2 separate regions of the Homo sapiens genome follow, and region 2 is linked to region 1. Evidence: chromatin loops called from intact Hi-C (ENCODE). Cell type or tissue: B cell. All regions are shown on one strand. Each heading gives the region's core, and the rest is flanking DNA. Links, peaks and the distances in the headings are about the cores only. Region 1 overlaps UTRN (utrophin). Region 2 overlaps ZC2HC1B (zinc finger C2HC-type containing 1B).

Region 1 (4,397 bases), core at 229-4,228:
AATTGGGGTAAATACATATAACATTGGTCAGCTTAATTTTTAAGTGCACAATCCAGTGGCATTAATTGCATTCATCACTATTTCCAAACATTTTCACAAAGAGTTATTTTTTGTAAGGGGAACAAAAGAGACCTCCCAAGTTGTCTGAGGTTTATTCTTATTTTCCTGTTACTAATCTTCCAGTTAATACATACGGCACATATGAACACTGACGTTTCATTAGAGCAGGTAGGAATAGCGGTAGGAATGCATCGGGGAGTTCATATTAGTTGGATCCACTGGATACATTTCCTGTAAACTTGTACTCCTCTGTCGATAGTCTTGAACACTCTCTTTTTATATATAATAAAAGAACTGGGCATCATTCCCAAATTTCTAACACAGCTTCAACTGTCCTTGAATGTTCAAGCCAAAGGAGATGGTGTTTTCAAAGCTTTTTTTTCCTGTAAGCTTAAGCAACACAGTGACTAATGTTTTACCTCAAAGTTAACTTACCTAGAAGTGTAACTAAAGCAAAAATCTGTGATTTTTTTCAAAAAAGGGATTATATGACATTCATACATTATTATACATGAATCAAAGTAAATATGACAGGAGACTTGTTGGAAGTTGTTTTTTCACTAAAACATCTTTTTTAGTGTAGCTCTTTTTGAAAGATTTAAAAATACTCAGTACATAAGGTATTTTAAAATAGGCTACCATGTTAAGAATTGTCTCATTTATTGTCTTTCTTTACACTATTGGCATTGTAGTTCTGTGGATTTTAAAAGTTGCTATAGATGAGATTTGAGAAAAATGATATTTAAATATTTGATTGGGCAACATTTTATTTATTTTTATTCTTTCAAACAGCCATTAGGACTTACAAAACCACTACACTTAATTACTTTCCCCCAATCTAAGGAAGTTCAAAACCATTAAGTAGTAGAGAAAAGTAAAGGGGAAAGTGAAAGACTGTTTTATTTGTATTTATTGCCATTAAAAGTAATGGCATAAACTGCAATTACTTTTGCACCAACCTGATAGGTTGATTTTCCTGAATGTCAGATTGTTTATCTTAGCACTGAGAAACAGCTATTTCTGGATCAGATCATCTCAGTCTAACTTTATCATTGAAATGCTATTAATTAGCAGAAGGATACATGTGCCTATGTTCTATAATTTTTTAAAAAGCTTAAATTATTTAGAGAACTTTTAAAGATACTTCTACCATAGTGTACCTCAATTTTTGTGAAAATATATTTATCACAGTGTAATCTGCTCAGCCCTCCAGTGATAATGAAAATTCACTCACTTAAATTCTGATCTTGGACCCAGACTTTGAAAATACTTCATGTCAGTAAACATACTTTGGATAACTTACGTTAACACTGCTGTTATGAAATGAAAACATTTGTGGGAGCTGAGTACATTGGATGCATGAGTGAAATTTCAGAGTTAGCATTCTTATTTCAAAAACGCTCAACTGGGCTGGGTGCAGTGGCTCACGCCTCTAATCCCAGCACTTTGGGAGGCCAAGGTGGGTGGATCACCTCAGGTCAGGAGTTTGAGACCAGCCCCGCCAACATGGCGAAGCCTCATCTCGACTAAAAAATATGAAAATTAGGTAGGCATAGTGGTGGGTGCCTGTAATCACAGCTTCTCGGGAGGCTGAGGCAGGAGAATTTCTTGAACTGGGAGGCAGAGGTTGTAGTGAACAAGACTCTATCTCAAAAACAAAAACAAAAACAAAACCCCACAAAGAACCATTCACTGTTACCTAAATAATGTTCTATTTTGGCAGTTAGAATCATCCAGATGTTTTAACTTTGGTTTAATTCTTGAAAAAAAAAGAAAGAAAAGAAATTGGTTACTGAGAAAGGGAGACGTTTTTCAAGTTCATCCATCCTTTCTTGGAACAGAGGGCAAAAGAGGATGTGTTGCAGAAGGAGGTGAGAGTGAAGATTCTCAAGGACAACATCAAGTTATTAGCTGCCAAGGTGCCCTCTGGTGGCCAGGAGTTGACGTCTGAGCTGAATGTTGTGCTGGAGAATTACCAACTTCTTTGTAATAGAATTCGAGGAAAGTGCCACACGCTAGAGGTATGCTATTATTATTATTGTTGTTATTATTATTATTATTATTATTATTATTATTTTCAGTGATGTATTTCTGAGATCCAAACTCTGTAATGTTTTGGCCATTTTCAAATCTTGGAGAAAACTTCTCTTTTCTTTCAAATTCTGGATTATAAAGAAAAAATAGTTCTTGGGAAATAGTTTGATAAAAATGAAAGAGGGGTTAAAAACAGGAGACCAAAATCTGTCCCTAATTATCAGAAGGTTCTTGGGCAAGTCATTTTGTATATTCAAACTTTACTTTTTTTATAGGTGCAATCCAGGTTTTCATGTAACAGATGATCTGTAGGGCCTATTCCAGTCCAAAAATTGCAGAGCACATTTCAAGCCTCTCTTTTGTTTTGTTTTGCCTGGTTGAGTACATAGAGAGGAATTATTTTCTTTTGAGTGGTGTCTAAAGTTCAAGAGTCACCTGAAGGAAAAATAGAACTTAAATATGTGACAGTTTTACTGGGTCTTAGATAAAATACCTTTTTTTTTTCTCCCTGGCCATTACACGTAAAATGTAGATGAGTCTATGAAATTTTTTTAAACTAAGAGTGAGGTTTTGCTTGTTTGTTTTTATAGTAGTATGACTTTTGTTATTGCTTGTTGGAAGATTTAAGAAGGCTTTCAATTTACAACAATTTAATTTACATTCAATTTGACGTAAAACAAATATTTGTATTGTGGCAAATCTTGAAATGGTAAAAAATGGCAACTGCAATATTTAACCTAAATTCATTCATTACTTTGATCATTCATTCATTTGTAAATTCATTCGTTTCTTGTTCTAAACCAATTTTGTGCTAAGATAAATATATATCATTGAGGCAAGTTAGTAAGAAAGCTACTTGATTTGGGATCTGTCTGCTTCTTGGAAGTGGTCTTCTTTGAGTCATTTTTTCTTTCCCATAAGAAAAGAGGTTGTGCTTGCATCTGAGCAGATTTTTGGTCTGCTTTTTGCTTGTGGAAATTGGGGGACTAGAACCTCTTTTCTTTTATTCTAATTCAGTGGCTGGAAAATTATGGCTGAGGATTTTGTTTTGTTTTGTTTGAGACAGGGTCTTGCTCTGTCACCTATGCTGGAGTGCAGTGGTATGATCACAGCTCACTGTAACCTCAAACTCCTGGGCTCAAGTGACCTTCCTGCCCCCGCTTCCTGAGTAGCTATGACTCCAGCCTTGCAATGCCACACCTGGCTAATTATTTTTAAATTTTTTTTGTAGAGATGGGGGTCTTGCTATGTTGCCCAAGTTGGTCTGGAACTCTTGGGCTCAAGCCATCCTCCTGCCTTGGCCTACCAAAGTCCTGGGATTAAAGGCATTAGCCACTGCACCCGGACTGGCTGAGGGTTTAAATCTAACTTGTAGTTTGGTTTTGGATACCTGGTTAACTGAGAATAGTTTATACATTTCTCAAGGGTTGTACAACACATACCCCCCTCCAAGAAGAATCTGTGATAGGAAGCAAATGTGTCCTCCCAAAACCTAAAATATTTACTGGCTGGCCCTTTGTAGAAAAATGTACTGCTCCTTGATCTGGTAAGCATACTTCATATGGAGAGTGGACCGGCAGGTGCCTTCACTCATTTATGTAAACCAGAAGATGCCTCCACTCATTCAGTACATTCAAGACGACAAGCCCAGGAGGCATCCAGCTGAGTTCTTTCTCCTAAACTTACCACTCAAATAAGTTCCTCTTATAATAAGGGATTATAAATTTATAAATGTTTCCACCCACTACACAACCCCTGGGTCCCTGCTCTGGAAACCTCAGAGGGGAATGAGTGATCAAAACCAACACAGTAAGAACAGTATAACTCCAGTTTTGGTAAAATGTGGCTCTCTTATATTGACATGTCCTCATGAATTTAGAAAAAAGTTGGGAAGGCTACATTGCAAACTTTTACATCAGTTAGCTCCAAGTTGGAATTGGGTGGGGCCCAGGAGATTTCAATTTTCTATGAAATTATTTTTTAAAAATTTACAATTGGGAGCAATTTTTTCATTTTGTTCAAAAACCAAACTTTTTTTTTTTTTTTTTTTTTTTTTTTGAGATGGAGTTTCACTCTTGTTACCCAGGCTGGAGGGCAGTGGCGTGGCCTGGGCTTACTGTAACCTCTGCCTCCCAGGTTCAAGTGATTCTCCTGCCTCAGCCTCCCGAGTAGCTGGGATTACAGGTGCCTGCCACCATGCCCAGCTAGTTTTTGTATTTTTAGTAGAGATGGGGTTTCACCATGTTGGCCAGGCTGGTCTTGAACTCCTGACCTCATGTGATCCACCTGCCTTGGCCTCCCAA
Region 2 (4,397 bases), core at 265-4,264, 540 kb before region 1:
TTAATAGGAAAGGGGAATGATCCCTCACTTTTGACCTGAAAGGTTACTGCCTTTTCCCTTTTTCTAAGCACCTTACCCTCACAAAGAATAGTTCCCTGAGGGTGTGAATTGTTTGTAAAATAATTAAAAGTCTGAAGAGGCCTATGTTATTTAGCATTCTCAATGTGGAAACAATGACATTCTAAAGTAAATGCCTCTTCTTTCTGCTTTCAGACTGCCTCCCTGAAACCCATCAGCCTGGATGGTTGCGTACCCGAGAATGCCACCTAAGGGGAAGGAACGGTAGATGTGATGTCTGTTTTTACACCCTTGATTCTTCTTGAAGCATCACTTAGAACAAGTAAAACTTGCTTCAGATTTTTATTTACTCCCTTTGAAGTTTTCAAAACAAAAGCATTAAACACATCAACCTGTATAATGCATGATTCAAATTCACTTGAAGTTTAATTGGACATTTGATGGGTTTTTAAAGACAATGTTGCTTTGATATTAGAACCTTTTTAGTAGACTAGTAATTGGAATACTAACATTATTTACTTACTAGGAAAATCTTTCTTTAACTGGCTTCATTTTATATACTAGCTGTGAAATCTCAGTTTTGATATTGGTATCTAGTAAGTATTAAATTATAGCTATTATATTTGTTTTAAATGTTTATGTATATACTGTGTAGAAGTGTCTGACACATACCAATCACACAGACCATATCTGGGAGGAAACACTGAAGTGGAAGAGAAAAGATTACCAAAATCTTCCATCCTGTGGGAAGAATGTTCTCAGTGGCCTCAAGCCATTTATTTATCATGGCCAAATCAGAAGCTATCTAATCATTTCTTTAGCACTGATTTATACAGAGCTCTGTTGAGAAGTGACTCTTCTCTTTGCAGTCTTTTTTTTTTTTTTTTTTTGGACACAAGATCTCACTCTGTCACCCAGGCTGCAGTGGTGCGATCTTGGCTCAAGCAGTACCTCCCACCTCAGCCTCCCGGGTAGCTGGGACCACAGGCTTGCGCCACCACAACCGGCTAATTTTTTATATTTTTTGTGGAGATGGGGTTTCACTGTTGGCCAGGCTAGTCTTGAACTCTTGAGCTCAAGCCATCTGCCTGCCTTGGCCTCCCAAAGTGCTGGGATTACTGGCATGAGCCACTGTGCCCAGCCTCTTTGCAATCTTAAGGGTCAATAGACCTCTTTTTGTAGAGTCAGTTATACTTAATTCATAATTTTAAATCCAAGAACTTTTTCTTAACCTCGTAAAATTTTAATTAGAACAATTAAACCATTTCTTTCTGTCCAAATTTAAGTAGGAGAATCCCAGCCTACCCTGACTTGTAATGCGGAATATCTGAAATTCTTATGATCTGTATTTTGGGGACTAAACTCCAAATGTTATGTTCTGTGTTCAGGAAAATCAAGTATGTGTTGTGGAACTCACAGGAGACAGTAGTAAGCCATGTAAAAGTATCTGTGGAAGCTTCTATAAATGGATATCAGGAGGTTTTAGCTTTCCCCTTTTGCTCTGGGAGATTGCTTTCCCTCTGAGAACAAAGAGGGGATATGGGAACTGACTTAAACGTCCCCAAGCAGTGGACTCCTACTAACGGAATAACTTACATCACTTTGTCTCATTTCCTCCCCGCGGGTTTCATTGTAGTTTAAAGACCCAGGTCTGTCTGGCAGCTGGGTCTCATAGATTAAATTTCCTTCTCAGTTCCAATCCTGGGTAGCTGTTTGCCCCTTAAGTGGTCATCAATCAGCATCATTGTTAAGGACTGTGAGTGGGTCAGGTTTTCTCACATTTGACCAGTGGGCTTCTTGGATAGACAGACAAACTCGTCTTCCCTTTCTCTACCTATCCCCACCCTATTTAGCAGTAAAACAAACAGAAATAGGCCTGTCAGATTTAAGGGGCATAATACCTTGAGAAAATCCCAATAAGAAATAAGTACATTTATTTCTAATTTGGCTAGAAATTAATGGTAAACACCGTTGTAAAAGTGGATCATGGTAGCCCAGGTTAGACTAAACTCTGGTGGATAGTATTCTGATCTATACATTAGAAATAAATTATGTCACATTATAGAATGATTTAAATATTGCATTTTTAGAAATAATAAGCTCTTAGTGCTGTGAATTTAATGGACGCATACAAGCTTCCATCTTAAGTCATAATTATTTTACTCAAAAAAAGTGAAGTTTCTAATAGATGCTCAGTAGAGGTCAAAACAGTGGTTTCTGTGGGGGAAGTAATGACCAGGAGGGGGCATGAGGGAGCCAGGTGGAGCCGGAAGTGTTTTCTGTCTTGATCTGAGTGTATGTAGTTCATGTTGTTGACACAGGTGGAGCTGTATGAAAAATTAATCAAGCCAAATTGCAAGATTTGAAAAGTTTATTATATGTAAGATATATGTTTACGGAAAAGCCTCTAAAAACATAAGACAATGGAGCTTTAAAAAAGGTTAGGTTTTACATCTTTAAAACTCATTAATAAGATACCAAATTCAAGAGATTATAGTTACATTGTAAAACGTAATCTTCTTTTAATAAAAGCTAATAATGACTGATGAATTACAAATGCACTTATTTATTGGTGATTACAAACAATACTTAAGAACTTAAGCAGCTTGAGTAGTAGTTTAAGCTAGACAGAGCAAAGAAAATTCTTGTTTAATATATATATATTTTTAATTCCAGTAATATTTTCTTAAATTCCTGTTAAAAATATAATCAATATTAAAGTCAGCAAAATGCCTTTGACTGACGCCTGGATTATTTTACCACTTAACCTGGTTACACAGTGATTTTTTTTTTTTTTCTGTCAGATGTAACTGACAACCAGTTTAGTCTTTCTTTAAGATAAATGAAGTGATAACTCACATTGCAGCATCTTGTGGAAAATATTCAAACTACATTTAAAATGCTTCTGTAAAATGGAGAACTCTATTGCTCCACAAGAAAATGTATATGTAAAACTACAGGTTGGCTATGGTAATAGTAACTAAACTACATCCAACCCTGAAGGTAGAAAAATCCCTGAAAAGAAATACACAGCCTAGTCATAGTATATCATATAAAGGTTATTTTCTTATTTTGAAAATTCTCCCAGATTTGGAGAAATCCAAACCTTTCCATAGTTCCCTTACTAGGCAGTGCCACATAAAGTTATTTAGTTAACATTATGATCATGGCTTACGATTAAATTCCATATGACAAACACTTATATATAGCAGCCGTCATTTTGGATGTTGGTTATGACAATATTTGCAGTTTGATTACAGAACACGCGTTCATTAAATTTGGTACAAAGCATGAACACTCAGGACAGATTGGCACAATACATGCAGTTCGAGAATTCTCTTATCATCTCAAGCCAGTCATCACTGAATAAGCCATAGTCCCAGTCTCGTTTTCCAAATCTTTCTCATATTGTAACTGACATTTAAAATGCTTCTTAAAACATCTTCCAGAATACGAAAAATACACTTTAAAAATCAATTATCTGAATGCATGATGGAAATGAGGCAGGATGGCAGAGCCAGTGCCAGCTGAGAACACATGAGGGATGGGGGGCAGGGGGAGCTGGCCCAGGCTCACAGTGCCCATGGCAAGTGGGGGTTCTTGCTGCTGCTGCCCCAGACAGCTTAACCTGTGGGGCAAAGATTCCCCAGGCCCCAGGGCAAGAGTGCTATTCCCAAAGGTATTTTGGGTAGCAGGAGGGGGCAGCTGCCAGAAGCCCAACAGGGGGGACAGGTCCAGAGAGGCAGGTATTGTTAGGTTCACAGCATCTGCAGGCAGCTCCTTGGGCAGGTTTACTTTACCAGCATTTCCCTTAGCCAGATCAAAACCTGGGTTGAGCTTTTGAGGTGACTGAGGCTCTTGCAGAGGCAAGTCCTCAAACAAACTGATATTGCAAAAACCTTTAGTATCTGCTTTGAGGGGCAGGCTTGCAAGTGGGGAGTATGAGGTAGAAGTGGTGTTGTACTTGTGATTGGGAAGGGGTGGCGGAGGAGAGCCAGGGGATACCGAGGGGTGGAGGGAGGCCAGGGACTCTGGCAGCGGCTGCATAGGCTGGGCGGCTTGTTCTGGGGGACTGAGGGTGAGGCTATGGACCTCAGCTGGCAAGCTACTTGCAAGCCCGTTCTGGGCAGAAGCTCCTAAAGGGAAAGGAGGCAAGGCAGCAGCCTTCAGTTGGAATGAAGGCGAGATGGTGTGGAAGGTGCTCAGAAGGTCTCCGGTCTGCAAGCTCTCTTTCATCAGCTCCTGTGAGTGGGTCTTCTTGGTATGCCGGGTGAGGTGATCCTTGCGCCCAAATCTCTGGGCACAGAACTGGCACAGGAAGTCCTTGCATCCTGTGTGGACCACCAGGTGGCGTCGCACATCCTTCCGGGTGTAGAAGC

The links. Hi-C counts contacts between places; a loop is a spot of excess contacts. Peaks named below come from ENCODE experiments on the same cell type or tissue, not always from the same donor. Only the 100,000 strongest peaks of a DNase experiment are listed, where the experiment ranks them.
Region 2: it touches region 1 in a loop (15-fold over the local background); 2 of 110 quality-filtered maps call a loop at or near these places.

The regions. Positions count from the first base shown.
Region 1 is chr6:144,480,308-144,484,704 of GRCh38, forward strand. It overlaps UTRN (utrophin), which reads left to right. Exons shown (of 75, transcript NM_007124.3): 27 at 1,902-2,081. Among named protein-coding and RNA genes, the nearest start is that of SNORA98, 77 kb to the left of the region's middle. In B cell, for the core only: a CTCF peak has its summit at 1,975 (motif pointing left); a DNase peak (open chromatin) is centred at 1,974; H3K27ac peaks cover 1,167 bases.
Region 2 is chr6:143,937,929-143,942,325 of GRCh38, forward strand. It overlaps ZC2HC1B (zinc finger C2HC-type containing 1B), which reads left to right. Exons shown (of 8, transcript NM_001013623.3): 8 at 214-415. It overlaps PLAGL1 (PLAG1 like zinc finger 1), which reads right to left. Exons shown (of 8, transcript NM_001317162.2): 8 at 2,372-4,397. The coding sequence ends at 3,496. Among named protein-coding and RNA genes, the nearest start is that of HYMAI, 68 kb to the right of the region's middle. In B cell, for the core only: CTCF peaks have their summits at 2,251 (motif pointing right) and 2,454; a DNase peak (open chromatin) is centred at 2,273.